2 separate regions of the Mus musculus genome follow, and region 1 is linked to region 2. A link is a loop called in an ENCODE intact Hi-C map of the cell type or tissue named here. Cell type or tissue: heart. All regions are shown on one strand. Each heading gives the region's core, and the rest is flanking DNA. Links, peaks and the distances in the headings are about the cores only.

Region 1 (15,384 bases), core at 2,331-10,330, 140 kb before region 2:
TCTGTGGCAGAACCTAAGCAGTGAAACTTCAGCCACCCAAGTCCCTCACATTTGCCAAGATCTATGGCCATTGCTAGATGTTGGGCAAATTGCTTTCTGTATCATCTCTAAAGTCAGGAGTGTAATAGCATGGATATCCTTTAAATCACTTTAGGTCACATTTTACCAATGATGAAATTGAAGTTTTAGAGAATTAAGATAATTTATGAGGATCACACGTGTGAATGTTTTGGTCAATGTTTGGATAAAGCATAGTCTGACTCTAGAGTATTCCCCATTCTATAACCGCTCCTCTATCTTCTATTTGCTTAAAAATGACACTGAATGCACCTAAATGCATATTGACATGACCCCATATCACTGCAGTCCTTCTTTCTGAACAGCCAAGTATAGACAAGTATAAAATTCTGGTTGTGAGGGAGCCTTCTAGAAGCAGGAGCCAACACAGCAGAGCCTAAACATGTCACTCACTATCAAGCATATAAACAAGAGAATAGTACAATTCTTTCTCAGTCCAGCACCGGACACCATCTGCCTTTCTTTGGGGAACCCTGGAGCTTCTGTGCAGGTTCCACCCAGCCCTGCAGCCTCCCCTCTGCTCTCAGGAATCCCCGGAGAGATGTTTAAACATCCCCCTCTTCTTCAGGCTCAGTTTTGGAAGAGATATATTTCCACAGGAGTCCCCAGCCAAGCTGGGGTTTAGGAGGACTCATTTAGCAGCATGCTGATGACAGAGTTGAAAGGGGAAATAGATCATTCCAGAAGCTGCCTGAAGGCAGTTTCAGCAGGAGAAAACGCACATTAAGGAGAGAAGGGAGAACAGCTGGAATTTAGAGGAATCCACAAAAGTGAGATAAATCATATAGGGTGAGATAGATGGAGCTGGAGCCTGGGGCAGAGCTTGCAGGGTGCAGGTACAAGCTCCAAGCCTCAAGCTTAGTGCTTTGGAAAGAGAAGGCAGAGGGAGGAAACTCAAACCCACTGCAACCAGAATCGGGTCATGCCAGGCACCTCACGAAAGGAACTGTTCCAGCTGTGCTCATATCAAGGATGCTACCAGTTGGTTCCAAAATGTAATGCCCACGGACACACAGCAATTCTTTAGTTATAATTCTGACATAGGTAGGAAGGGCTGGAACAGACTTCACTCTGGTTTCTGGGGTTTAATTGAGCAAATCCATCCCCATGAGATGAAATGATCCTTTTCTGAAAAACGGAACATAATAACAAATACAAAAAAAAAATTTGCCTCTTCAAGCCTCCGGGTGATTGATCTCAGATGGACTGAGATTTTCACCGTGGTGGGATATGTCTAATTTGGTATTTTTAGTTTCTATTCAAAGGTGGCAGAGGAGACCTTTTCAAAGAGGTAGGGAGTGAGGCTGGTAAGAGCAGCTGTGAAAAGGAAATGTCAAGGTGCTGAGAGACCTCCCAAATGGAACAGAGTGGAGCCAAGAGCTGCTGCAGGCAATTTCATAAGGCTTAAGGTCATTTCCCTCTTCCTGGAGAGTGAGTGTCGCAGCAGACCAAAGGCTCTGCGGCTCCTGCTTCCAGGGGATTAGTCAAGGTCATGGGGTCCCAGAAGAGATAAAAATGGAGACAGTCGCTAAATCCTGCTACTGGGTGGCTAAATCTGGGAACGCAACCCTGCAGTTCAGCAACACTTCCATCACATAGCTATGATGTAAGAGACACTGCCTTTGAGGTCTTTACCCTTCCTCTTTCATCCCTTGATGCAAACTCAGCCTTTCTAACGCTGCGACTATTTTTTCATGTTGAGGTGACTCCTCAACCCAGCCATAAAATTACTTTCGCTGCTACTCCATAACTGTAATTTGGCTAATCTTTATGAATCGTAATGTAAACACTTTGGGAGGTAGAAGTTTGTTGGAGGGGGCGTGACCCACAGGTTGAAAACCCCTGCCTTAATGGGTCTCATTCCCACCCCAGGACACTGGGCACCTATGGACAAAGCCTTCTGTTTACTGGCGCTGACGATGCCAGTTTATGCGTACCAAAGTGTTGGTGGAACAAAACATTGCTTTTCTATCCTCTGACAGACCTCTGTGGTGGTTGTTGATATAACAACCAGCTAGACAAGATGTTTACACAATAATGACATCGAAGGGAAACCTCTCTCTCCCTTCAAACACCAGAGCTGAGCGAGTGCAGTGCATTTCCGTCAAGAATCTTGTTTCTGTTCTTAAGTAGGGCATCACATCTTACTGACCAAGTGGCGTCTCTTCTCATCCTTTTTCTCATTTGAAGAGAAGGAAATTGGAAGACCATTAAAATCGTCTACCTGTGCCTGTCAGTGAATGTGCGCTTGAAAGAGTGTGTCTGAGAAACTGTCCCTCCATGGACCCTTACAGTCTCATCTGTAAATGAGGCCTCTGGTAGGGCTGCTGGGACCTAGGAGAGAAGCTGATGAGACCATGTCTCAAAAAAGTTTTATAAAAATGAAAAATTTCAAAAACTAATCTTTCAAAAACCATACTTCTTTCTCTCCAGATCTGGAAACATTTTATCGGTTGTTCCAGTAGCTATAGATGACTACAGGCTCCTTGCAAGTGGCTTGGCTCAAGAGCTGATCATTTGCCCATCCCTGTTGTGGTTTTGCAAGGGGACGTGATGAAAAGCGTTGATGGCTGGCTGCTGTTAGCCTTGGAGGTGGGGAGAGGCAAGCTGTGGTGGAATTGTTTATGCGTCTTTCCTCTTATCCACAAATAGCAATTACCTTCAGCCGAACTGCTGAAAGGTCAAATGCCTCCACTTTCACAAAACTGAACCAAGTTCTGTACCAAGAACAGAAGTTTAAGAACCAGGGTGTGATGGTCTAGAGTTTGGAGTACTGCCTTAAAGGGTGGTACACTGGAGGCGTGGCCACTGGCCTGTGGTGCCACTGTTTGGTGGTGGAGACTTAGGAAGGTAAGGCCTAGGGAGAGGAGGTGCCAACCGTGCAAGGCTGAAAGAAATACTGAGGCCCTGGCTCCACGCTCTTTTCGTTTTCTCCCAAGAGCCCATGCACTGGCAGCTTGCACACCCATGCACTCCCTACCATGATGGTCTATCTCAGCACAGGCTCAGAAAGAACAAAGCCAAAGTGATCATGGACTGGAACCGGAAAAAGTGTGACAGAAAGAAGTCCTTCCTTTTTATAAATTGTTTGGCTTAGATGTTTTGTCCTGGGGACTAAAAGCTGACCGCCACACAGGGTTGTCTGTCAAGCTGTCTTGACGAGGGCCCAGGAACCCATCCATCTTTCTTCTTCCATGTGTTCAGAGCCCTGGCTTTCATCTACTAATAGATTCCTGGAAAACGATTTGGTTTCATACCTGTGTCTACTGAAAAGACACAGGGCAAGCTCAGTAACTGGTGCCTGCCTTTTACATCTAAGTAAGGGCTCACATTCAAGGCATCTGAGTTACCCATGAGTAGATCCAAGGGGAACTCCTGAGAGACATACTCTACAGTTAGGTGGCAATTGTTGCTTTACTTTAAAGTGTGTGTGTGTGTGTGTGTGTGTGTGTGTGTGTGTGTGTGTGCGTGCATGCTTGTGGCTTGTACAAGGCTGACGGATTGGTGCTTCCCTTCCTCGTTTCACACTGTATGTTTTAAAACAAGCTTTCTCACCTGTTTACTGAGTCAGCTGGTCTAGTTCATTAGCTTGCCCCAGGAATCCTCTGTCTCTGCCTGATGGCTGAGATTATCAGTGGGTTGCCCCACTCACCCAACATTCACGTGGGTGCCAGAGACTGGAGCTGGGGTCTTGAACTCATGAGGGGGTGCATCACTCGCCGAGCTCTGCCCCCTGAATTTTTTTCAGCACACGTGCTTAGCTCCCATGGCGCCTCTTATTTTTCTCTGCCGACTTATTCCTGGTTTTGGTAAAGTCTTCCAACGTCTGGTCCTCCTCTGAGGACCTTCCTGCTTGGGGTGCAGAGCCAATGAGCTGTGAAGACTTCCAGGGCCTAAAATAGAAACTCTGTAAGAGCATTGCTCCCCCAGGGTCTCTTCAATGCCGGGTTCCTTAGATGCAGCAGGAGTCCGGCAGCTGGAAGGCCTGCCTTCCCAGACCAGATGCCTCTCAGGGTGCCCTCTGCCCCGAGCACAGGGGATGTGGTCTCTAATCGTCACCTCATAGCTCAGGCAGCATTTCTAATCCCTGCTAATTTTAGCATAAACTCTGGATTCTTTATCCTGGCCTGATGTGGAGGGGCAGGGACGGGAGAGGGGGCGGGGCGGGGCAGGGGGTGGAGGAGTCAATTGCTTTTTAAGATTAAATGAGCTAAGCCGACCAATTTCAGGATTTCTGTGGGGAAGAGGACTATGTAGATATTATCGACATCAAACCCGAGCTATTAAGAGAAGAGAAGGGTCAAAGCTTTTAACAAATAAACAGAAGCCATTCTCGGTTCTGCTAATCTACCTGGAGATGTGATGACTCACGCTGGGTTGCCTAGTAACCGCAACAAGGAAAAGTGGGCTCCTGTATGTCTCTGTGTGTGTGAGTGTGTTTTGTGGGGATGGGGGAGTGGTGATAAGGAAATCCCTTTTATACTTCTATCCTATGCCTCCTCCTGGACTCTGTAAACATGACCATTGTGTGCTGGCTCCGTTTGCTCTGGGTGAGGAATTTTGGTAGACAGGGTGACTGTAAGTAGGCTTAAGGACATGGGAAGTGTGATCTTAGACTCTGCTTGGGCTTCTTTTTTGTTGTTGTTGTTGTTCCTTCCTCTCGGCTCTCCCGTGGGAGCTGTGTGTCCTCATCAAATAAATGAGAGAGCTGTTAAGCCCTACAGTGGCTTTGGTCCTGAGAAAGTCTGGTTGGCTCTCCCAAGTTGTGGTTCTCAGAAAGTGTTGTGACACCCAGATGGCATATCTGATTAGACCCAGGGAAGAGACCTGAGTCTCTAGCCAGTATCATCTGCCAGGGAAGGGGTGGGTGGACAGCCTGGATCCCTCCATTGCCTTTCTGAAGTTGAAAGAGAAGCTCCAGTAATCTCTGATTGGCTCAGGAATGCCAGCTGCAAAGAAGCAACCAGGGCGGGCAGGGATGGACTCTTTCTTTGAAGTGGAATTTTCAGAAGGGCTCAATGTTCAGATAAAGTCACATTATAGCAAATACCCTCACACACACACACACACACACACACACACACACACACACACAAAAGCCTCTATGGAGCCCTTCTGCACGGTGGGTCAACCTCTGGATTCAGCAAATCCTCTGGGTTTAATGAGTCTGTGCAGTGATCGCTCCCTGAGGCTCAAGTGCTGTAACTGTCACCAGTACCATGAAAGTGCCAGAAATAAGATTTACCAGACAATGACTTGTACCCAGGAATAAGTGGTGTTAATGCGAGGCAGCACGGGACAGTTCAAACTGTGTACAAGCAGTGTGACCTTGGCACGTCCTGTTAGCTGGAGACCTCACTTTATTTTTGAAGGATGAGGCTCGGGAGAGCTACGGGGTCACAGTGAGGACTAAGGGAGAATGGGGTGGGGCATTCCAACGAAGGTCGTTAGAGAGGAGACTTACATCCTACCCAACACAAGTACCTTAAGCATGCCGAGCCTAACCGTTGTCTTGTCATTAGAGCTACAGTGTCTTCCATTAACAGCAGCAAAATAAAAGTTGGGGATACCTCTAGCATTATTGAGGCATGACTGGTAGTAACACTGCGCATGTTTGAGGATGGTGGTTTGATTCCATGTGTTGCAGGAGAGAGTCCTATGATGAAGCTGAGTAAAATAATGATTGCCTCATAGCCATCCCCTTTATAAATTATTTATTTTCTGTGAGGAGACCACTGGATTTCAAGCATACAGTGTGTTATTGTTAACCATAGCCACCGTTTGGACCTTGCTGTTAGGGATTACACTCAGAATTTCACATGTCAGACAAGTGCCCGATCCCTGTGCCACATGCCCAGCCCAACCAGATCTCTTATTACTAAAAGAGGTGTCTTTTTACCATAGCGTTCCCTTTCTTTATTTAAAGCAGGTATTTTAAGTAAGACTCCCACATGTTTTGGCTAAGGTGTGGGATTTCCAGTTCCCTTGCTGGTGGGCAGTTGGAAGGCTGAGTCCTCATGACAGTGGAAGACAGTGCCATCTCCACCCCAGTCCTTCCACAGGTTGGCACTGCTAAGACAGAACAGAAAGGTCGGTTCAAGGAGTTAGCAGTCAGACACATCTGGGTGCCTGCTCAGCCTCACTGACTGCTTCCTGGGCTCCAGCATCAGGCAGTCACTTAACCTCCTCCGTGCCCAGTTTTATCTTTTGTAGCGTGACTTTTGTCAATGAGCCATGACTGTGACTCACGGGTTCCGTGTGACATTAAACAAGCCAGCACATGTAAACACTTAGTCTGGTGATGGGTGCACAGGACGTGCTCAGAAATGATCCTGGTTAGTAATTGCGCTTATCCATTTTCTTCCTCTCCATTTAACATCTCTTTAAATAAGGGACTTGAAAAAAAAAAAAGCCCGACTTTGTTCTGAGTTCATGTTGGGATAGGTTAAAAAAAAAATCAAGTATACATATACGTATGTAGTTGTGTGAAGCTTCAGGATGGGACCAAGGCTTAGGAAATGAATCACTTGGAGACTTTGCCTAGTGATTGTATAAACATCACAGAATGTATTTTATACAAACAAAATGGCCACAACATCACTAGGCAATATAATCTTATGGGATTGTTGTCATAATGTGTCTGTCATTTGCCAAAAATATCATTATGGAGTCCGTGACTCTATTATCATTTCTCCCTATAACCTTGAAAACTGCCATACTTAGCTGGCTGGTAATAATGGGAAAGCACACAGTGAATGTTCTAGAAAGACACTGGTTTGGATGAGGACGTGTCAAACTGTGCAGTACCACAGTACCAGACTCAAGAACTGGGATTGACTTTCATGGCTGCCAGAGCATCATGGCAGTTATAGATATGGATGCAGAAAAATTATAGCTATGCCTCCAGAGGGAATTTTAGTTAAAAGAATACAGAGAGTGGACTATAATGAAATCCTGAAAAACAATATACGTATAGGACTCGGAGCTGGGGTCAGGGGGAGGAAGGAGTGAAGGTGAGAGGGTCTAGGTCAGGGCTGACAAAACTGTGGGAAGAGGGTGGATACACACTACGGAGGAAGCTGGAGGGATGGAAAATGGGAAGATAAGCATGGAAATGGCTACACGGATTTCTGAAGAGAGAACAGAGCTTGAGCCAAAGCACAAGGGTCCTCTGCCAATGGCTTATTGCTGAAGTCAGGGTGTGCGCTGTGCATGCATGCCTGTGTGCGTGTGTGTTTACATTCAGAGTGGCTGCGGGGCCACTGTCCCTGGAGAGAGGAGGTGAGGCTTCCTAGACACTGGCATTCATGAGTGTGTTTAGCCTCAAGCGAGTTGGTTGTCCAACCAACCAGAAAAGAATGCTTTCTGATTTATACCGGGAGGCAAAGGAGATGCCAGAGGCAAGAAGTCAATCCTTGAACTGGATGGGCGATTAAAAGAATAGGAAAGTTGTTGATGGAAAAGGAGAGGACAAAAGGCATAGAGGCTTGTGGATACTGGCCGCTGTAGAACTAGTAAAAATAGTAAAACTATTATTTGAGAAAGAAGAAACCCCTCCCTTCTGGAAGTTATGGGTAAAGGTGACTGCTTAGTGAGAGGAGTAAGAAGATGAGGACCAGTGTGGAGCAGCCTTGGACCAGTGTGGAACAGCCTTGGACCAGTGTGGAGCAGCCTTGGACCAGTGTGGAGCAGCCTTGGACAACTGTGGAACAGCCTTGGACCAGTGTGGAGCAGCCTTGGACCAGTGTGGAGCAGCCTTGGACCAGTGTGGAGCAGCCTTGGACCAGTGTGGAGCAGCCTTGGACCAGTGTGGAGCAGCCTTGGACAGCTTTTATTTTGGAAGCGGAGGTTGATCCTACCCAGACCCCCAGTTTTTCCTCTGTATGCTTGGTTTGGGGTTTTTGTTGGCTTTAGTTGGTTTTCAATTGGATTCTTTGAGACAAGCTCTTACTATGAAGCCCAGGATGGCCTTGACCGCCAACCTCAGCCTCAACCTCTCTCTTCTTATCACACACACACAGGAGGCAGTTAATAGCCACAGCAACACACAGACATTGGAAACAGAACCCCAGAACTTACTTGGCTGGTGAGACACACTAGCCCAGTCTAAGTCTGTCTATGTCGCACCTTGGCTAAGTCACCATGCTGTTTCATTTCAAAATCTGTGAGACAGAGGAGGGAGGGAAAGAGAAAAGAGACAATTTCCTTGTCAGCCAGTGGATTTATTTGGAGGGACAGTAGAAGGGAGGGAAGAACATGATTTGGTGTCATCGTGCAATAGTTCTGTGGGGTGTATACAGCAGATTGTTCTCTATGTGCATAACAGAAGCTATAGAGGTTCCCCGATCTTCCTCAGTTCTGACAGATAACTGCACATTTAAGGAGAAGCCCCTATGCTTCATGTTAGGGAAAGAAAGACATTATTGCATAGCTGTGTGGTCTAAAGTAAATGATTTAACCTCTCTGATTCTCTGTGATTTCCCTGGTCTTTATTTTTCATGAACTGGAATTTGATGTATACATACACACACATTTCTCTGTTCCAGAAGAGCATTGAAGGCTTTGGTTGTAATGGGGTCTAGGATTTACCCGCTCCTTGATACCGATGTCTCCCGTGAGAGGTGAAGAGTCAGCTCTGCTCTAGGAAGCCATAGAGGTGACTACGGGAGATGGTTTTTGTTTCTGGGATTCCAAAATCATAGAGAGGTGGGGACCCAGAGAGAGTATTTTGGGATTCACAGCATTGCTAATGGGAGAGAGTGTGTTAAGCCCGTACCACCTTAACCCCTGCGTGCTTGTGGCGGAGGATGTTCCTCAGAGTCTCAGCTCATGCTTCTGTCAGTTTCCCAATCTAACCTTACCACTTTCATTAAGGTTCTTGTAACTCATCAGTTAACAGAAGCTAAACCAAATGGAAAAGATGGATCTAGCAATGGCAATATGAGATGAAGCCACCAATGGTAATACGAACAGACCCATTTATAGGAAAGGTCACAAATGTGAATCACTGGGAATTCTTAGAGCAACGGTTCTCAACTCGTGGGGTTGCTTCAATGACCTTTTCACAAGGGTCACCTAAGACCACCAGAAAACACAGGTATTTACATCATAATTCATAACAGTAGCAAACCTAGAGTTATGAAGTAGTAAAAATAATTTTATGGTGGGGGGGTTCACCACAACACAAGGAACTATATTAAAGGGTCACAGCATTAGGAGGATTGAGAACCACTGCCCTAAAGTATCCTGGGTAGTGGAGAGGCCAGGGGTAGGGCTTAGAGTCTTATGGTGACACTGTTCATCAAGATTGTGCCCTTGTTGGGAGTGATAGCACACACCTGTGATGCCAGCACTCAGGAAATTTATTGCAAATCAGAGGCTGGCACAATCTACATGAGGAGTTGGGGGTCACAGCTGTACAGCGAGACCCCCATCTCAAAAAGACAAGAATACCACACTGATGGAACCCAGAAGCAATACAAACAGTAGGCTAGGGTCAAGGCTAGGGTCCTCTGTGATGTTCCAGGCTCGTTCTGCCTTGGCTGCCCAGCTCTAGTGTAGGAATGGTAATGGCTTATACCTCAGGTTATTCTAAGGGTGTCATGTTCTAGTCCTTGAAAAGGGCTCAGAGCAGTTCCTGGCATATAGAGAAAATGAGAATGTGAGCTTTTGATTGGTTCTCCGTATCAGACAATTAGTAACAGACAATTAGTTCACTGCCTCACGATGTCTCCCGTTCAGCACTTTGAGAGTAGATAGTTCTGTGATTCAGTCCTTCTTAGAATCACTTGGAGCCCAGCATCAATTTTCATGGGCATTTTGGGGACAACATAATAACTATTGTTTCTTTATCCATGGAAACATTTTAATAAAAAACTGTCAGTCTGTCCCAGGTCCCTAAGTGTGACTATACTCTAGATAGCAGATATGGTCACCTGCTGCCATTCAGTGCTAATTGTGCAATCCTTGTGACCATCAGGGGACTCTGGACTGCCCCTTAGCACACACCTGCTCCCCCACACCAAGCCAGTACCCAGACAGTCCAGCTGCAGAGTCTTTGTAATACTTTCCTGTGCTCTATCAGACTCTGGCCTTCTGTCCCCAGGTTGAAAGTTTTTGTGCCAGGAGGTTTCTGTAGCAGCAGAGCTGGTACACAGCCTTCCTGCTGCCCTTGGAAGGTTGGGTGTGACATGCGAGGGGTGGGAAGGTTTTGTTAGCCTCATTATTTTTTTTCTTTAATCAGAATAAATGTTAACAATAAGGGAATCTGTCCAGATTATTCTCAACCCAAAACAACCTACATTTCCTACAATATAAAACATTCAGTTATAAATCTATGTCTTTACCAGTATGTAAATAAATACCTATCAGATGTCCCCAAGGAATGAAGTGACCCTGATAGAGGTGTGTTATACAAATACTTTTTGGCCCTTGATAAAGTAGAGGTTTCATGTGACATAAGAGTCAGACGAAGCCAGGTGCAGTGACTCAGGCCTGTATTTTTGGCACTCAGGAGGCTGACGCAAAAGGTCATTGCAAGTTGGCCAGCCTGGGTTACAGAGTGAGATGTGAGACCTCGTCTGGAAAACAAAACAGGAAAAACAAACAAACAAAGAAACAAATAAACAACCCAAACCATCACATCCCAAACAAAATAAAACAAAATACCTAGAAACAGAGAAATACCAAAACAAAAATTTGAGTCCAAAGAAAGTTAAAAAAGCTGTGTCTTTTTTAATCTTTTGAAGTTAGAATATAATTACAACATTCCCCACTTCCTTTTCCTCCCTTCAACCCCTCCTCTCCATATACTCTCCACTTGCTTTGGGCTGCCTCTTAATAGAGTAAGTCTGCTGACCGTCCAGGGGGGTCCACTCTATGTGGGGTAACCACATCACATAGTTGGGGAGTCAGCTATAACAGCCATCTAAGAATTATTAGACTCTGATAATAATAGAACAAGCTTTTCCCCCAGTAGCTTGGAGTGCCTGCCTGTGGGGTTCTCAGACGAACTTCTGGGGTAGGTTTTCATCTGTCCCAGGCATGAAGATTCTGATGGTAATAATCCATGGAATTCTTCAAGGGAGGTTCCATGTTAGCACTTCCTTAGTTCCTAATCCTGGGTGAGCCATTCGAATCAAAAGATCCTTATCAAGAGATTGGTATGTTCCCAGTGCAGGCTGGGACATAAAGCCATATAAGGAATAGCTAACTCAGAGATACCTTCAGCTAGGTGGTACACAGAAACCCAGATATCAAAATTCCTTCACCTTGGTTCCTATATGGGCCTATCAGAAATTGCTTTCTTGGTGTCTTAGTTAGGGTTTTACTGCTGTGAACAGACACCATGACCAAGGCAAGTCTTATAAAAAACAACATTTAATTGGGACTGGCTTACATGTTCAGAGGTTCAGTCCATTATCATCAAGGTGGGAGCATGGCAGTATCCAGGCAGGCATGGCGTAGGAGGAGCTGAGAGTTCTATGTCTTCATCCAAAGGCTGCTAGTGGAAGACTGACATCCAGGCAACTAGGGTGAGGATCTTATACCCATACCCACAGTGACACACCCATTCCAACCAGGTCACACCTATTCCAACAAGGCCACACCTTCAGATGGTGCCACTCCCTGGTCCAAGGATATACAAACCATCACACTCGGGTTGCAGGCATTGGAGAGGAATCTGTGATTGGGCAGGGGATCTGGAAGTGGAGAATCCTAGGGAAGAAAGGAGTGGGGGTGGGGTTCCAAATGAAAGTTACCTCTACCCTCTCCATCTGTCCCCTTCTAACCTTGAGAGGAAAACCTGTTGAATTCATTGTCTTTCCCCTACCAACAGTATGCCCTGCCTTTTCTCCACCCTCCCATCCCACCTCCCCTATCTTCAATGCTGACTGGATGTCCCTGTCACCCCAAGCCTCTTTGGGTCGCTTTTAGCAAGCCTGGAGGACTGTTTGACTTGTGTGGATGAGAACACAAGTCACCCAGGCTGTGTGGTGGGTGAAATACCATCTGATTCAGACGTTCCTTCGTGACTTCCTCCCCATCTGACTACTGCCTCCAAACATAGCATAGTGGGGGTGGATCCCAGCCTCTCTCCTGTTCCCTGGGAATGCTGGGATGGAGGCATGGCTTTACCTGCAGGTAACACACACAGGGAGGTTGCTTGTTCCTCTTTAATAAGGAAAAGTGAGCCTGGTTGCGGAGTGGGGATGTCCTTGAATGTCTCCAAACTGTGGGGCATTTGCCCAGGAAGTAAGCATGCCAAGGTTGGTCCAATATGTTTATTGAGTGTGTTTCGTGTAGATTTTCTTCAATTGTCAGTCTATAGACTAGATCAGCCTTTAAGCAAAAAGGGGGGTCAGGTAGAGCATTGAAGGGGTGGTTCTGCTGTGAGCTCATTATTAAATATCTGGTGTATTAGACCCTTTTCCTAAGATCCTTTCCAATTGCTCTTTAAAGAGAACTAAAACATAAATAAAACTTTAGGAAGGACAATAAGTCTTAACTAAGGTGTTGCATCATTTCATGTGACAAAGATAAATGTTAGGAATAAATGTTAGCAGCAAAGGGCTTCCCTCACTGAGGGGTAGGAAGAAGGGAAAGAATGATCTGAAACTCAGATGGGAAAGGGTTCTGACTTGGGTCCTGGAACAGGTAGTCCCACCCCAGCAGAAAGAAAGACTGGCAGTTTTGGATCTTGTTGCCCTAGCACATGAGCACCCTGGGGCCACGGCTTTTCTGAACCTCTCATTTTTCATGTATGGAAAACAAACTTAGAGAGGGTTTTAAACAACCTGCTCTCAACTTCAGATCCTAGACACAAGATCTTAAGCAAAAGTCTCCAGAATCTAGGAGACTGGCCAGCGACACCGTGGACAATAGATGTAGGGCATGGGAGGTCCTCTCACGATGCTCATTTGCTTCTGAGTACTATCCCACCCTGTGGAGAATCAGTATTTGGTAACAGGGTAGGTATTAGTGGTAAGAAATCATGTTAAGAATCCATACCCTTCTGCAATCAGTTCCTACTGCATAATATTAATAGTGTCAGGGATTGGTTCTTGTCCATGGGATGGGTTTCTAGTTGGGCCAGTCATTGGTTGGCTGTTCCTACAGTCTCTGCTCTATCTTTGTCCCTGCATTTCTTGTAGGCAGGGCACATTTTGGGATGGTGTCCTTATCCCTCCAGTAGGGGTCTTGCTTAGCTACAGGAGGTGGCCACTTCAGGCTCCATATCCCCCACTGCTGGGAGCTTCAATTAGTCACCCTCATAGACCCCCTGGAGCGTCCCCCCATCTCGCATGTCCTTGAGATGCTCGCCTCCCCCACCCTAACTGCTGCCAATCTCCATTCATACTCTCCAAGACCTCTCTCCCCACACCCAATTCACCCCCCTCCCCATTGCTCTCTCCCACCCAGTTTCCTCCCTCTATCCATCTCTGATGACTAATTTATTTCTTCTTCCGAGTAAGATTCACATATCCTCCCTTGGGCCCTCCTTGTTATTTAGCATTTTGGAGGTCTGTGGAGTGTCACCTAGGTGCTCTGTACTTTATGACTAATATCAGTTTATCAGTGAGTACATAGCATGTATGTCCTTTTGTATCTGGGTTACCTCACTCAGGATGATATTTTCTAGTTCCATCCTTTTGCCTGCAAATTTCAATGATGCCCTTGTTTTTAAGAACTGAGTAGTATTCCATTGTGTAGATTTACCACATTTCCTTTACCCATTCTTTGGTTGAGGGATTTGTGGGTTGTTTCCAGTTTCTGGTTATTACAAATAAAGTTGCTATGAACATGGTTGAGCAAGTGTCCTTGTGGGATGGTGGAGCATCTTTGGGTATATGCTCAGGAGTGTTATAGCTGAGTTTAGAGGTAGAACTATTCCCAGTTTTCTGAGAAAATGCCAAATTGATTCCCAGGGTGGTTGTACAAGTTTGCACTCTGTTATGCTTACAGACAGGAGCCTAGCATAACTGTCTTCTGAGAGGCTCCACCCAGCAGCTGGCCAAAACAGATGCAGAGACCCAGAGCCAAACATTAGATGGAGCTCAGAGAGTCTTGTGGAAGAGTTGTGGGAAGGATTGAAGGATCCAAGGGGGACAGGAACTCCACAGGAAGACCAACAGAGTCAACTAACCTAGACCCTTGGGCTCCCAGAGACTGACCTACCAACCAAAGAGCAAACATGGGCTGGACGTAGGTCCCCCAAATATATGTAGCAAATGTACAGCTTGGTCTTCAAGTGGGTCCCACCCAACAACTTGGAGTTGGGGGCTTATCTGTTACCTTATTCTGTTGCCTGCATGTGGATCTCATTCCGCTAGTTGAGCTGCCTCATTTGGCCTCAGTGAGAGAGGATGTGCCTAGTCCTGAAGTGACTTGATGAGACAGGGTGGGTTGGTACCCATTGGAGGCTTACCCCTTCTCAGAGAAGGGGAAGGAAAGGGCTGTGTGAGGGGGAGTGGGAGGAGAGAGGGGGCTGCAATTAGGATGTAAAATAAATAAATAAATAAATTAAAGGGAATAAAAGAGAACCTGTTCCCTTCTTTTCCACTGGGGGTTGGGGTTTGGGGAGACTCATTCTGTGGCCAAAGGTAGAATTTGAACATACAATTCTGGACCATATTCAAGGATGTAAAGCTGGAAGAAGCAACCGTAGTGTGTACCAGGTGAGTGTGGAGCCTCTTCTTAAAGGGCCCTCGGGGCAGGCTGCCTGTGAAGGAAGCAGAGCACAGATGTTGGAATCCTCCCTAAAACACAGCTTGGCTTCCTTCGAGCCTTCTAATTAGAGATGGCAGCCTTCCCACCCTCTGCAGTCAGTCTCACTTCTCACACAGACCCTTGACTTGGGTGTTCTCCTTCCCAGTCATCAGCTGGGGCAGCCCTCAGACAATGAGCAGTTTTCATAGTGATCCTAAGATGACATTCATATAGAGGTAAGTCCATAGACAGAGGCAGCTTAGGCGAGAATAGTAAGGAGTCTGTCTAGGATGCCCTCTTTTTCTTCCTTTACACCTTTGATGCCCTGCGATTAATGAATTTATACTGGGATGAATGAATCTGCTAGAATGAAGAGAGGGTCTATTTTTAGTTCCAACTGAGATGAATAAGTAAGAGTCACATGGATCACTACATTAAGAAAGACAAAAAGAGCTGCCCATGAACTCTGTCATTGATTATTAATGCCTGCCAGGGAAATGTATTTACCATCTTCTCTACTTGTCATGAGTTATTAGGGGCAGAAATTGTGCCTTATTTAGTGTCGGATACTAGGGCAAAGGAAGCTGAGGTGTCCCA
Region 2 (15,384 bases), core at 2,559-10,558:
AGTCTTTTATCTTCTGGCCATAACAGAGAGGATCCTTATTGGATTCCCAGAAAGCAGAAGCTGAGACAGTGAGTCTCAGGCAGTTTCTGCAAGCTTGGGGTGGAAGGAGGCTCAGGAGACTCACCAAGTTCAATGAGTTTGAGTTTGACTTTGCCCTCTCTGCCTTAATGTCGTTTCCCTTCTTTATAATGAGCTGCTTAGATCTCTACCACTTGAGCAAAGAACAGAGAACAAGCGAGGGGACAGAGTTCGTGAGCATGGGACAGTAGGCATCCTGTATTCTTGAAGTCTCACTTGGCCTGCCCCAAGAGAACTTCTGTGCATTGTGACATATTTTCAACTTCTGTGTTCTTCCCATCTCAGCCCAGCCCCACCCATCCACCACCATGGTAGGATGATGATACTCTATGTCCTGTACTTTGAGGGTCCCCCTTGTGATTGCTGTTCTCTGCTTTTTGATGGCAGGTGTTTGGGCCTGTGAGTCCAGTTCTCTACAATGATCCACCCTTAGTCAGGAGCTATTTTCTGTTTTTCAAAATGATAAAGGTGTGTGAATGGTACTCTATGCTATCAATGTTGGAATATTTGTTACTGTCTTTGAATAGACTTCCCTCACTATTTGTTAAACAACAACAACAACAACCAACCAACCAAACGAACAAATAACCATTCATTGCTTAAAGGCCACTTCTTCTGTGACCTTTAACAAAACCTAGATGCTCCATGACAAAGTTGCTACTTTCCTGCCCACATGGCTCTCTGAGTTTCCTTATGCTCTTGGCTTTATACTTCCTGTCCAGGTGCTTCTTTGATAGGTAACTATTGGTCGAGTAGCGCGTCCCTATGTGTTACTCTAGGATCCATCTTTTGTCTAGAGTTTTATGATTATTGGCCATTTCCAAGGAGATTGACAGTGTCATGATTTCATTAGATGCAAATCTCCTCCCTTTGTGTCATAGGAAGGCTGAGTCTTGGATACAGCCCATCTTTACATCTCTAGCTCCTTGCTTGGTGTCCAGGACTTAAAAGAAAATGCATTTGATGCAACCTGGAAAGCGCTCACAGGCCTAGGTAAGTAATGTCAAAAGTAGATAGCGTGAATTTAGGATTCTTTCCTTCTTCCATCAAAAACTTTCTTCCTCTTTGACCAGGGCAGGAAATTGCACCAGCAGGACTTCACTTCTATGTAGTATTTAAAGCTTTTGTTTGATATCTTATATCAGGGCTCCATCTAAAACTGTATCATCCCAGGAAACAGGGAGGGCACCACTTCTTGTTTTCTCCTCTTCCTTTTACCAAGTCATGATCAAAGGCATCACCCAATTATAATAGCAAATGTAACTATCTGTGAAATAATATATTTCAATGAAAATAGAGAAGAGACCATAGTGAGGATTAACATGGAAGGCACAATCATTTGATCATCTCCATTAAGATCTTATTTGTTGAGGTCCCTCTGTGTGGCCATCACTCAGTTAGGTGTTGAAGCTATTAATTACAAAGCCTGTAAGTGCTTGGTCTCTGCTCTCAAAGAGCCCATATATACATGAGTAAGTCAGGGCTTCTGTGCATGAAATAATCATAATATCTGATCGATACAAATTATCCTCTCTACTGGCCTGTCCCGTCTGGGAAAATTTTAGCACAAAGGGCCTAGGATGGCAAGTCTTTGGTATTTCTACCATTCATTGCAAATAGGACCCTGAGATAGTTATGTTCCTATGATTATGTAATAATTATTTACTTCTTAGCATTAGTATCAACCCCTGAAAGTCTCCACCTCTATCTGCTCGTTGACTCACAGACCACAAGCCTTCAGTTCATTGAGCTCACAAATGCTGCTCTGAGAATGAAGCCATGACTCTTTTAGCCCCAGATTCTTAGCCACAGCCTAGACTTTACTCTCTTCTATACTGTCCCTTGCCTTTTGTGGCCCCTGCGCTTTGCATGCTATATCTGAGAGCCAATGTGATCCCAGAGCAGTACTGAAAGCAGACACAGAAGGATCTGGGGAGCTCGCTCACTAGCCAGTTTTGTCAATCAATGAGTTCCATGCTCAATGAGAAATCATATCTCAAAAAATAAGAAGGTGATTCTTAAAAATATACCTAATATTGACTTCTAGCTTCTGTACATGCATTCATAGGCACATACATTTGTATGCACATGTGTAGACACACATGTACCATGCAAACACATATGTATACACACATGGAAGAGGGGGAAAGAGATGAATAGGGTGTTTGAGGGAAGCAATGATGATTTGGAAAAGAAGTGAATGAGAGGATTCACACAAGGTTTCCTAGAACAGGGACATGACCACTAACCAATGACAAAGCTACCTGGGAGACAATATTAAGCAAGGCTGTAGGAGGCAGGATGCATCAAATGATCAACAGATAGACTGTGATGTTTGTCCTGCATCCAGAATGCCAAACCACAGAACCAAGCAGTACATTCTGGCCAACTCTTACATCTGATGACCTATTTGAAAAATATTTGCTTCCTGCTCCTGAGACCTTAAGCTCCCAAGCTATAGAAGTCATGATTCCCCCAGTAGACAAAATAATGGCCCCATTGAACTAGAAGCTGAGTAGGCCAACTAGCTACATTAGGCTCTTTGTGGTTATGAAACAATAGCTTGATAAAGAGGTGGTTGTTACATATTGAAGGCAGAATAATAGATCCAGAATGCTGAGAATCCTGTGGGGCATCTCTTAAAATAGATACTTCCGTGGTGACAATGTCTGTGTGACTTTGTATAAACAAGACCATCAAAGGCTTAATATGTAGTATATAGCTCATCCACAGTATCAGTAGTTTTTCTTGTTGCAACAAAATGCCTGACAAAGCCAACTTAGGGAGAAAGGGTTTATTTTGGCACATGGATGTAAGGGATCCAGTCTGTCATCTTGTGGAAATCATGGTGGCAAGAGAGTTAAGTAGGTAGTTACATTATATCCATAGCCAGAACGGAGATAGAGATAAACGGTGCCCATACTTTGTCCTTTACCCTTTTTAGTCTGTCAAGTACCCCCCACCCCCACCCCAGTCCATGTGTTGGTACCACCCACATTTAGCTCTCTCTGGAAACACTTACAGAAATGCCCACAGGCATGTTGCCTAGGTGATACTACATCCAGTTGACAATGAAGATTCACTACTACACTTACTGGGTAAGAACTTTATCCAATGCAAAAGTAATAACTGAGAGCAAAGAAATTGGAAGTAAGAGGAGTGGGCCAGACTTAGCATCACTGTCACAAATGCCTGAGAGACATAACGTAAGGAAGAGAGATTTATTCTGCCTTGCCGGTTCAGAAGTTTGAGCTGCTGACCCTCCCACCTCCCAACTCCATGCTCAGGAGAGTGTGAGGGGACAGAGCAGCCTGGTGACTATAAATCTATACAACAGATTAATCTATTCATAAGCCAGTGACCTCATAATCTAGTCACAAAACCCCACCTCTGACCACTGCTGTGTTAGGGACCAGCCCAGCTTTCTGTGAGGTGCCATTTAAGGTGAATTATTCAGTATCCATCATTCAACTGCACTTGTATCAGAATTTAGTTATGAATTGAGTTATGTGGGAGCAAGACAGAGTGCAAGGCACCCATTTTTGTGATGTGGACCAGGGGAGATAGAGGCATGGTTCTACACCCTCAGTACAGTGATAATGTTCTGATTGGTTTCCTGATCTAAAAGCACTAGATCCACCAAAAGCAGTATGATTGTGTCACAGTCACTGTTTCACTATGGGGGTGGGGCCAGCCCCCTCAGCCACTCAGTGCTGCTATATGGCTTTGGAAATCCTTCCTAGGAACTCTGTCTAGTCTAAAGCATGCTCACCAACCTTCCTTACTACCCTCTTAGCTATACACACTCTTCATAGATTTGAGTGCTTAAACTTGCTAGAGTGGCTTCTACTGTGGACATCTTAGAATCCTGCCCTGAGTGCTGGCTCAGTATGGCCCCCACTCTTCTCATTCATGTGTCTCCATTCTTCCTTTCCCTGTTCTTTTCTTATCCCTTCTCACTTGGCATAAGGTTGGAGAATAAGCAAATGTCTTAGGTGGGTTTGCGTTGCTGTAAAGAGACACCATGACCAAGGAAACTCTTATAAAGGAGAACACTTAATTGGGGCTGGCTTAGAGTTTCAGAGGTTCAGTCCATTATCATCATGGCAGGAAGCACAGTAGTGTGCAGACAGATATGGTACTGGAGGAGGCAAGAGTTCTACATCTTGATCTGAACAAGAGGAGACTGTCTTCTGCAGGCAGCCAGGAGGAGGGTCTCTTCCATTCTGGGTAAAGCTTTAGCATAGGATCTCAAAGCCCACACCCACAGTGATGCACTTCCTCTAACAAGGCCACACCTCCTAAGAGGGCCAAGCATATTCAAACCACCACAGCAACCTTCTGGTCAATTCAGCAGTTTCACAGAGTGAACTTCTTCATGCATACCCTGGGCAACTGAAGGAGAATCCAGGCACAGGAGGAAAAGACTAGATTCTTTTACATTAGCTGCTGATGGCATAAACTACCTGCTGTGTAATTTGCTCAAAACCGCCTGCCATATCAGCAGTCTGCCTGAGATTGTCTTTGACAAAGAGGCTCCTACCTCAGAAGCATTTCAAACGATTCTAATTCTTAACAGCTACACAATAGGAAGTGGGAGGAAGAGGGGAGAAGGAGGAGGAAGATGAGCCATTAAGAATCACTCTGAAGAGCCAGAGGGAAGGCAAAGAGTTGAGTGGGTGGGGAGGTGGGGAGGATCTGGGAGGAATAAGGGGGAGAGGAAGCCACGATCAGAATATATTGTATAAAAAATATGTTATTTTCAATTTAAAAAGAAAAAAAAAAGACTCTGAAGCCAGGACAGTGGGGCTCATTGATTCATAGATAAATTACAAATACCAACATACCTTGGTCCAAAGCTATGGATTATCTCTGCAACAAGACCCTTGCTGTTCTGTATACTGGACACACAAATGTAAATCAGTCATATAACATTGTTAACTCGGGAGCTTCCAGCAAGTATTCTGCACAATGCTTAATGACAATGCTATTTTCTCTGATAAACAGATGAGAGGTGCAGATCAGCAATCAGATGCCCTGGGTTCTAGACTAATCTTCGTCTCCTCAGAGAGATGCTTCTCGTTAGAGACAGGCTGAGAATCACTGGGCGAGTTTGAGTCAGAGACAAATGAAAGAGGGGGTGGAAAGTTATTCTGCAAATGTTTGATGGTTCCCAAAGGTAAGGAAGGCATCCTGTGATCCTCATGACTCAGATCATTCCCCCAAAGACTTCACAGTCAGGAGTCCCAGAGGGCCTGACTCATCCTGATCTCTTCCTGAGCCCAAGTGGCTGGCCCGCATTGGATGACGGGAACTGTGGGGACTTTATGTAACTTCTAACTTTGGCTCTACCATCTGCTAGCTATACAACCACAAGCAGGTGTCCTCAACATCCTCACCATTGAGGTAAAGCAACGTTTCTGCCTTCTGTGCCTGTCATGCAGATGGAGTGAAAGAGTCTGTCTAAAGTGTCATAGTCGCGTAAGGTTCAATACCTGCATGCAGCAGCCACTCTAAAGAGCTGACAGCTTAACAGTGCCTCCAAATTTTTCCCCACCACCAGTGCTCTGCCCCATGGTTCTGTTCCATCCAACCTTCAAACAATCATCTCTAGGATGGACCAGCAAAAAAGGTCTCTAGTCTGTGACTTACAGTTTCAATGCAACTTCTATGTAATAAGATTTAGCGACACGGACTGCTTATTGTTTATTTAGGGAAGCGTTGGGGGTTGAATACAGGGCCTCACACACACTAGAAAGTTCACCATTGAGCCTCACCAGAGGCCCACTGGATCTTTAAAATGGCCCAGAGAATTGCTGTACTTGTCCATCCACTGAAGCTGTTTGTTGATGGTGCCCCCCACCCCACCCTGTGAGCCCCATACAGGCACTACTAGAAAGGACAGCTTCAGGCAAGGGAGATCGCCATGACTTCTCAGGTTATAGAGAGATGAGAACACATTGTACATGATAAGCCGTTGAAAACACAACTGTTTTTCCGGGCCAAGTACCTAGGAACAAAAGGGTATCTCAAGCCACAGCCAGGGGCATTGGCAGCCTTTGTAGTAGCCGGAAGGATCCTGCCAACCACATAAGAGCCACTTCAGCCCAGCAGATCACACTAAAGTCCTCAGTGTGCCAGGAGCATGGGGCATGGAGTGAAATGGAGCTGGCAGTGCTCATGTACGTGATAATAGCATTAAAGGCAAAGGACATGGTCTCAGGGCCGTAGCTTTCTCCCTGCCAATCGCATTTAAAGGGTCTGCAGAAAAGGGAACTCAGCTGGGATTACTTTGTGGGGCAAGAGGAAACGCTTTGTACTAAGGACAGTGTCGGGCATTTGCTTTACGGCTGGATGGACATGTCAAGCAGCTGGCAGTCCTTGGAGCACATCCTTGCCACCGCCAAGTAGGAACTGCCATTCTCCATGGCTCAACCATGAGTCCTCTCTAAGCCAGGAGCCAAGACTGTGTGCTGACAGACACTAGCTAGAGGGCTCGGGCACGTGTCATAGCAAGCTCCATGGCTAGCAAGGGAGCAAGGCAGCATCAAAGCCCTGTGACTTTTCTGGAAGTGTGGCTATAGCACCTATATGCAGTTAACATTCAGAAAGGAAAAGGAAAAAAAAAAGTCAGGAAAGGAGTAAGGAGAAAAGACGAAATCAAACAACATTCTTGGCATTTTTCAAACATCTGTGAAATCCTCATCATTATTTCTGATGTCAGTGTGACTGGGTTTAATAACTCAAAGAGGTGTGGATTCCTTTTAGAAGCCACATGCAAATGTGGCCGAGCTGACTAATCGACACACATAGCTATCTCCTTAGCTTTAGCGTTTAGCATTTTGACTGAAAACTCTCTTTACACACTTGCAGGCCATGTGTTATTGCTATTAGTGTTTCTCAAAACAAGCTGGAGTCAACCTCTTACTGCAATTCCCATTTGTAGCAAACCATCCCAATCCTAAATAGAGCAAGCCGGGGGGTGAGGGCACAGCCTTGACCAGGAGGAGCAGAGTATGACAGTATCGAAAGCTTTAATAAATATTAAATCCTCTTTTCCCCTTTTTTTTCAATATCCCAGCAACTGCAGCCCAAGATGCAGCAGGTAACAGAGCTGCAGCTCCCCAGTGCTGCTCTCACCTGGCCCTCTGCACTGAACAGGAAGCCACAGACTCCACAGGGCCTCCCCAGCCTGTGGATATGCTGTTGCTCACAGGGCAATCAGCTGCCGAACATGAGGAACTTGGGGACTCTGCTGTCTGGTCATCTCCTCACCTGTGAATGCCTTTCACCCCTGGGAGTGATCCTTGGCTTGCTGTTCTCCCAAAGAGCTCTAAACACCCCCCCCCCCGTCTCACTGGCCAGCGGTAGGTCTCTCCAGAACCCATCTTACTGTAGGTCCAAATATACCATCCTAGTACTGCTTGTAAGATCTGTATCCCTCCAGCTCGAATTGCTATAACTAGGCTGGTTCCCAGCAGACATACAATCGTGCCTTGGTATTGGTATAGAGGGTGGAAGTGGGGGAGGGAGATTGATTCCAGGACATCCCACAGATACCCAAATCCCAGATGTTTTAGTCCTTTGTATATAATGGCATGCATTTTCACAGAGCCTACACACTTCCTCCATATACTTTAAATCATCTCTAGATTACTCACAATACCTAATACAAAATAATCCTTTGTAAATAGTTATTATACTGGGGAGACAGAACCTGTAGAGACCATCTCCAGTAGATAGGTATGCCCCCCCCCCAGTTAAAGAATAGGTCCACCCACCCATGTCAAGAAGTTTAACCCAGAATTGTTCCTATCTAAAGGAAATGCAGAGACAAAAAAAAAGAATAGAGCAGAGACTGAAGGAAAGGCCATTCTGAGACTGCCCCACCTAGGGATCCATCCCACCTGCAGACACCAAACCCCAGTAGTATTGCTGATGCCAAGAAGTGCTTGCTGACTGGAGCCTCATACAGCTGTCCCCTGAGAGGCTCTGCCAGCATCTGACAAAAACAGATGCAGATACTCACAGCCAACCATCGAACTGAGCCCAGGGAACCCAATGGAGGAGTTAGGGTAAGGACTGAAGAAGCTGAAGGGGATGTGCAACCTCACAGGAAGAATAACAATATCAACCAACCAGACACCTCAAAGCTCCCAGGAACTAAACCACCAACCAAAGAGAGCACACGGAGGGACCCATGGCTCCAGCTACATATGTAGCAGAGGATGGTCTTATCTGGCATCAGTGGGAGGGGAGGCGTTTGCTCCTATGGAGGCTCGATGCCCCAGCATAGGGGGATGCTAGAATGGTGAGGCAGAAAATGGGGGAAGAGCATCTTCATAGAGAGGGGAGGAGGGATGGGATAGGGGGGTTGCTGAGGGGAAATGGAGAAGGAGGGCAACATTTGAAATGTAAATAAATAAAATAACCAATAAAAAATAGTTATTTTACTGTATTACGTAGGGGATGATGACAAAAAATAAAGGTGTGTACCTGTCTGCACAGATCCTACCATTGTATGAACTCTATAGTGCCTGACCCAGAGTTGGTAGAATCTATAGGAGCTGGATCTACAGATACCAAAAGCCAGTTCCAGCCCTACTGACACAGTTAAGCTAGACACTCCTTTCTGACCTCCATCACTTATTTCTGCGTGCACACACACAACCCTAAGTATCTTAGCTCTTCTAATGTGTACTCAAAGATCCTCTACTGAGTCTTTCTTCGATGTAAAGTAACTTGCCCAGAGTCCCCAGTGGACAGAGGCGTGTTCATTCTCGGGTCAGGGACCACCAGGACTATGTTACTGAGATGCTAAGATAACCCAAAAGTGCATGTGGGCTCTTAAGGCAGACATCTAGAGAAGACTCCAGGAGGAGGTAGGACTCAAGCGAGAAGCTGAAACTCAAGTCAAATGGGTCACAGAGGATGGAAATAGAAGACAGGAACTCCAAGTTTGTCTGACTCTAAATGCAGGGCCAAGGGATGACAGATCCCAGAGCCTGGCTCTGACCAGGTTCTTCGCCATGTGTTATTTCATGTAATACTAAAACCGGCCTTATGGTTGGTTTCCAGTGATGGTCTGTCACGGGATGAGAAAACCAGAGTGTTGGCAAACAAGGCCACAGTCTTTATTGACATGGTAAGTTGAGGTGCTTTCTCAGCTGATGAGTCACGGTGGGGGGTTAGGCAAATGTGAATGGAAGAAATGAAGGCATATAGATTTCTGGAATCTTGCATCTCAGCGCCCTGGATTCCACACTCCAAAGCCCCCTTTGGGCACTGCCATATCTACAAGATGGCAGAAGAAGGTACCACATGCCCAAATCCTAAAGAGTAGGCACTGGATTTAAAACAATTGAAAGCCTCTTTAAAGTGTGTGTGTGTGTGTGTGTGTGTGTGTGTGTGTGTGTGTGTGTGTGTGTGTGTGTGTGTGTAGGTCACAGAACCATATTGCTGTGTCAGCTCTCTGCTTCTATTTTTACATGTTTTCTGGAGCTGAACTCTTGAACAGACAAGCACCTTTACCTTCTGAGCTATCTTGCAGGATTGACAGCCTCTTGGTTTTGTTTTGTTTTGTTTGTTTTGTTTTGTTTTGTTTTGTTTATGAGCAAAAAATCCTGATGTGAAAATAAACCTGTTACTAATTCTGTTTCTAGATAGAATAACTTTTATCCTTCCCCTGGGGTGGGCTCAGAGCAGTAGAGATCCCAGCCCTTGGCTGTCTTTGGAATGACTGGTATGTCTAAACAAACTAAGACTTGTTTTGTTTTTTGAAACCTCTAAACCACTAATAGGAATGGAAGTTAGCAGAAGCCAAGCAGTCAAGTTTGTAGGTTTCTTGGTCTTTGATGCAGACAACAACGTCTTTACTGAGTCTTCTATGAATCGGTTTCATTTGAACTGCTGGACTTGGGGGCAGGGAGGGGAGCGCCTGCAAAGATAAATAGCTAAGGCTCCTCTCTCTATCTCTCTCTCTCTTTCTCTCTCTCTCTCTCTCTCTCTCTCCCTCCCTCCCTCCCTCCCTCCCTCCCTCCCTCCCTCCCTCCCTCCCTCCCTCTCGTCCATTCTCAGGAATACACAGGAATACAGTGGCAGCTTTCAAGTATCTTACAAAGAAACACCCTGGCCTGTCTATCCCTTCCATTTTCTCAGACTCCTAGCTCCACCCCCATATCCAAGTTTTACAGCAAGGATTAAATAAATAAGCATGACAAAACAAGGAACCGGGCAACTGGGCTTTGCAAACACCTGAACACAGTTCTCTCTGTATGCAAATGAGCCCGGAAGCATGGGCTGGCATCGAGATGACCCTGTAATCCAATCCCTTCTGTGCAAATAAGAATTCGCTCATGGGGTAGCTTGCTCCTTGCCTGAGACTTCCATGCAGGGGAACTGAGTCAGGCCTTGGCCTTTGACTACAGTCTGCTCAGAGGTTGGCAGCCTCTCAAGACCAAAGGGCACTGAATGAACTAATGCTAGAAAACCAAACTTGGGGCTGTTTGGGGGGTTTTGCCTGTTTGTTTACGTTTTGTAAGGCATAGGGCTCAGAGTCAAGTCTGGGGGTCAGACCATGCTGATCAGAAGGCTTACGTACAATCACAGCATCTCAGCTCTGAGCTCCCTACCCATTTGTTCCCAGGCAATCACATAAGTTCTTAGCACTGCTGGTTTTCTGTCTAGAAATGAGAGGGGGAACGTAACAGTGCCAGCTCTGGTGGCCTTGGAACAGTGCCGTGGGCTTAGAAACACGGCAGAAACCATACTATAAGTTACCAATGTAGCACAAATGTAAGAAACTGTCTGCCAAGGGTACACTGGTCTCCAGATGGGTATATCTGAACAATTCAAGTTGTCTGGTTGTAATTCTGATTGTCTCCTTCAAAGAAAGAAAATGTAGCTACCTTCTAGGTAGGACAGTCCAACATGGAATGATCACTTGAACTTGCTCAAATACAGAGTAACGTGTCCAGACAACAGACTTGCACGCTTTATATAGGCAGGAAAAGCTCTTAGCAGTTTTATCTTCCTCCGGAAGCGTTATATCTTGTTTAAAGAAGTTGGATTTTAAACTGGTTTTTTTTTTTTTTGAGATGACACTTACAAAACGTAAACTTACCTCAATAATCCCCATTAACTAATTAATTTTTTTTTTGCGTTATCTCTTACTAGGTTGAACGTCCTTCTGCCTTTGCTGTGTTGTGGTTCTGATGAGTTACCTCCACACTCACAGGGTCAGACAGCTGCTGAACATCGTTAGACGTGCCCAGTCCATGTGGACTCTCCTGTCACAGACACAGTGTGCCTTTGCGGCCACCACAGCCATCCTCATTAGCACATATTTTTATCTTCTCAGTCTTGGGGATGCACTCAAATGCTCGCTGACCAAATGTTCCTATAAATAACACCTCAGATCGTCACCTTCCTAGTTTATACTTACCTGGAAGCTGAGATCTGAACGCTCACCTTCTGCTTTAATAAAGCAGCCCCATGCAGGCGGTGCAGTCTTACATTCCCTCCACTCTGCCTTGGGAATACATATGCCCCCCAACCCCTGCCTGCAGTGCTTTAGTGCTTTGCTGTCAGAATCCTACCCCCTTTGCAATACGGTGTAACTCCATCTTCCCCTAAGAAGCTGTCAAGGCCAGGTCTGATTCAGTACAAGCAAATACAGTAGCTGTATCCTCACCCTTGTATGGAACTGAATACACGATGACCAGTATATCTGCATTCTTCCTCCCGGATGGAAGTGCCTGGAAGGCAAGGGCTGCCTCTCTAGCCACAATATTCGGCTCCCAGGAAGCGCCTCACTGCTCTTTTCTGGATGCGATGACAGGAGTCCCGCAAGGCAGAGAAACTGAAATACAAACAAAAAGGCCCACCTTACAAACACTAGCTCTCTGAGTACTTCTCTTAGGATGAATGTCAGTTAGTTCAGGACCCCCAAAGAGTTTTTTTTCCATAGAAACTTTGGCTCTACACACCTCCTTAGAAAATATATTTTAAAACCACTCGCCGGGTACTGATGGCACACTCCTTTAATCCCAGCACTTAGGAGGCAGAGGCAGGCAGATTTCTGAATTCAAGGCCAGCCTGGTCTACAGAGTGAGTTCCAAGACAGCCAGGGCTACACAGAGAAACCCTGTCTTGAGGGAAAAAAACAAACAAAAAAAAAGCACAGAAAAACAAAGAAACCACTCTGCTTTGGCCAAGCAGAGGTATTACTATAACAAGAGCTATGGGTTCATATTCATACAGGTAGCTAATCAACGGGGTTGAAATCAACGGGAACAGAAAGCAGTAATACATGGCTGGTTTCATTACCAGAGCATTTGGAGACCCAAAGAACATCTTAATATTGACTACTGTGATCATTAACATTGGCCAAACACCCTCAAGAGGCAAGGCAATACACGGAAGAGAAGTTGATCAAACAGGTGTACTCCAAGCTCAATAAGACTGTGCAAGGGCAGACACAGCATTTGAACCTGGCATTATAGAATGACCAATGGGGCAGATAACGAGACTGTCACATGGGATTTGCCCTAAACCTGTTGATCCACCTTGAACAAGTCCTTTGGCCACGCATGGAGAACTTCAGCTTTGCCATCTGCAAGGTAACACTATCCTTTTGTCATTCATAAAATTCTGGGTCTGTTCCCATTCACTTGCTGTGAGAGTGGTAGAGGCCTCAAAAAGACAGAGCCTAAATATCCAGTGGAGCTAAGCTCATGTCTATGTGTGGCTGATGCTCACTATAAAGCCTACCCAGGCACCAACACAGTCAACGAACTTGGTCCCATGGGGGCTCCCAGAGACTGAACCACCAACCAACGAGCAAGCAAGGGCTGGACCTATGCCTCCCCTCATATATGTAGCAGATATACAGCTTGGTCTTCATGTGGGTCACTCATCAACTGGAGCAGGGACTGTCCTTGAATCTGTTGCCTGACTGTGGTTCCTGCTCTCCTAACTGGGTAGCCTCGATTGGCCTCAGTGGGAGATGATGTGCCTAGTCCTGCAGTGATTTGATGTGCCAGGGTGGGGCAATACCCAGGGAGGTCTCACCCTTCTCAGAAGCAGGAAGTGAGGAGAGGGACTATGTGTGTGTGTGGTGGTGGTGGTGGTGGTGGGGAACCAGGAGAAAGGGGACTGCTATTGTAAAGTTAATTAATTAATTTTAAAATGAGCCCTTCCATGCATGTTTTCTTGGGTTTTGTTTTGTTTTGTTTTGTTTTGTTTTGTTTTGTTTTGTTCTTGCATGGTTTTCTGGGCCCTAATGGTGGTTTTGTTATTCCCTTTCCTTTTTTGCAAGAGAAGACTGTATTGATTACATTTCCAAGCTCACCTCACAATGTCACCCCCTCTGTTTTATGTAATCCTTTCTTATCATCTTATAGCTGTTCTCCCCGCCCCTAGCCCCTCCCAAGAGGATCCATTCAACCTGAGAAACCTACAACATCTGGTTTGAATGTGCTTTTGTAAAAGGTGCACGGTTTTTTGCTTTGTGCCTATCTATTTTTAAATCTCTAGCCTGGATCTCAGGTTGTATATTTCTGCTTTCCTGGGGAAGCTGGCAAGGACTCCCCACTATCCCACCCTCCCTTCCACCTCTGAGGATAACTGAGGGCCAAGGGCGATCTGCTGGTCCTGTGCTCTGCACAGGATAAAAAAGCCGGAAGTGGCCACCCTCGCCGCCAACGGAAGCGAATCACAGCGGAAAGATGAAGCGCGGAACTCACTTCATCCGAATCCTGTTTTTTCCACATTGTGTGGCTGCAGGAAAATTACTCATTCAAAACAAACAAACAAAAACTAACAAACAAACAAACAAAACCTCCACTTCTTGGTCCCATAAAATAAGGGGGAGAATAAATCATTGAGGGTATTGAAAAGGTTCTATAAGAGAGGCTCAGAGCAATAAGTCTTGCTTAAATTCTAAGTAGATGGCAGCTGAGTTTAGCGAGACTTACCTAGCAAAGCATTCACAGAAGCAGAGCCCCCCGGGTCTTATGTGGGAGAGATAACTGGGAATGAAAACCACATGAGAAGCCTAGAGCTTTAAAGACATGGACAGTGGAAAGTCACACAGCTAAAGATCTGATCATTAAGCTTTAAAGTCCCCCGGGGTAAACGATCCAGAATAGAAACATACAAGGGTCAAAACTGCTCTCCTCTACAAAACTGGTCTTCCACGTCTTCTTCTCTCCTCTCTCCCTCTCCTTCCCTTCCTTCCCTTTGTTAAACTAGGCACTAGCTTTCCTCAATCCCAAATAAAAGTCTCCCGCACCTGTAAATATGCCAACAATCCGATGTCAGCGTCATCAGACTGCTGTACCCGGGCCAATCTTTATCCCAATGTTTGCTATTCAAGGAAACGTAGAGCTACAGAAAGTTAATTAGTGCCTAAGAGGTCTATAAAGGCCATCTGCCCCACAACTCTTTTACATTCGAGGACGCTGGGTACGTGAAGAAGCCTCTGCCACTGTCATTTATTTTGAGCAATGTGTTCTGCTAGGCATGCCACGATCACGCACGCAACTCCACAACTGACACTCTGATGTCTCCGAGTTCTGCATGAAGACAGAAGCAGCTCAACATTTCCATAGAGCGAAGAAATACTCTGCAATCCCCTCTAGAGCTACTGTCCTAGAGAGGAATACGGCTTAAACGCAGTCACGTGTTGCTGAACCCCAAAGCCTCTCCCATCTCCTCACCAGTAACCTTTAAAGGGCATACCCTGGGGAAACAATGATCCACAGCCAGTGCCCTTCAGCGACATGAACTCTGGGCTGTGTGTCTAAGCAGCCGGAGCCAGGTGAGTCACAAAAGTCACGCCCAAAGCCACAATGATCAGAGCAGGATTGTGAAAACCCCAACCCCGCCCCGCCCATAGCATTAGCTCAGGGACGCAAACTGTCCGCTTCCTCAAAGAGATGGCTTTCAACAAGACTAATGATTCATATGAGATCAGAAAATCTGGTGTGCTTCTATTTATACCCTCCAAACTGGTTCAACTGCCCGTGCAAAGTGTTCACACATGAGATAGCATCTGCTGACTTTCAGCAATTGGAAAATTACATTTTTCTTTTGTTTCTTAATATAATATTTGTACAGTTGTGTTTATTGTTTAGGTCAGTCTCTCTCTCTCTCTCTCTCTCTCTCTCTCTCTGTGTCTCTGTGTGTGTGAGAGGGAGAGACAGAGACAGAGACAGAGACAGAGACAGAGAATAAATAATTTGATTTTGTATTTTTCACATTAAGGTGACCAAAAATAATAAATATATTGAATCTTATGATTCC

What was found. A loop is a pair of places that touch in the nucleus more often than their neighbours do. Peaks named below come from ENCODE experiments on the same cell type or tissue, not always from the same donor. Only the 100,000 strongest peaks of a DNase experiment are listed, where the experiment ranks them.
Region 1: a loop joins it to region 2, with 6 times the contacts of the local background. A loop is called at or near these places in 1 of 42 quality-filtered maps.

Annotation. Positions count from the first base shown.
Region 1 is chr8:34,468,544-34,483,927 of GRCm38, forward strand. The region is part of intron 2 of Gm46038 (a long non-coding RNA gene); the gene reads left to right. Gm39160 (a long non-coding RNA gene) reads right to left here and starts at 4,456. Exons shown (of 4, transcript XR_870327.1): 1 at 4,430-4,456; 2 at 3,634-3,971. In heart, for the core only: no CTCF peak of the experiment used is centred there; a DNase peak (open chromatin) is centred at 4,038; H3K4me3 peaks cover 844 bases; H3K27ac peaks cover 3,718 bases.
Region 2 is chr8:34,607,929-34,623,312 of GRCm38, forward strand. B930018H19Rik (RIKEN cDNA B930018H19 gene) reads right to left here. Exons shown (of 5, transcript NR_040706.1): 2 at 11,771-11,938. Gm34096 (a long non-coding RNA gene) reads left to right here. Exons shown (of 3, transcript XR_001778547.2): 2 at 960-1,071; 3 at 11,254-11,591. Among named protein-coding and RNA genes, the nearest start is that of Gm34096, 8.9 kb to the left of the region's middle. In heart, for the core only: no CTCF peak of the experiment used is centred there; DNase peaks (open chromatin) are centred at 6,193 and 6,533; H3K27me3 peaks cover 1,055 bases.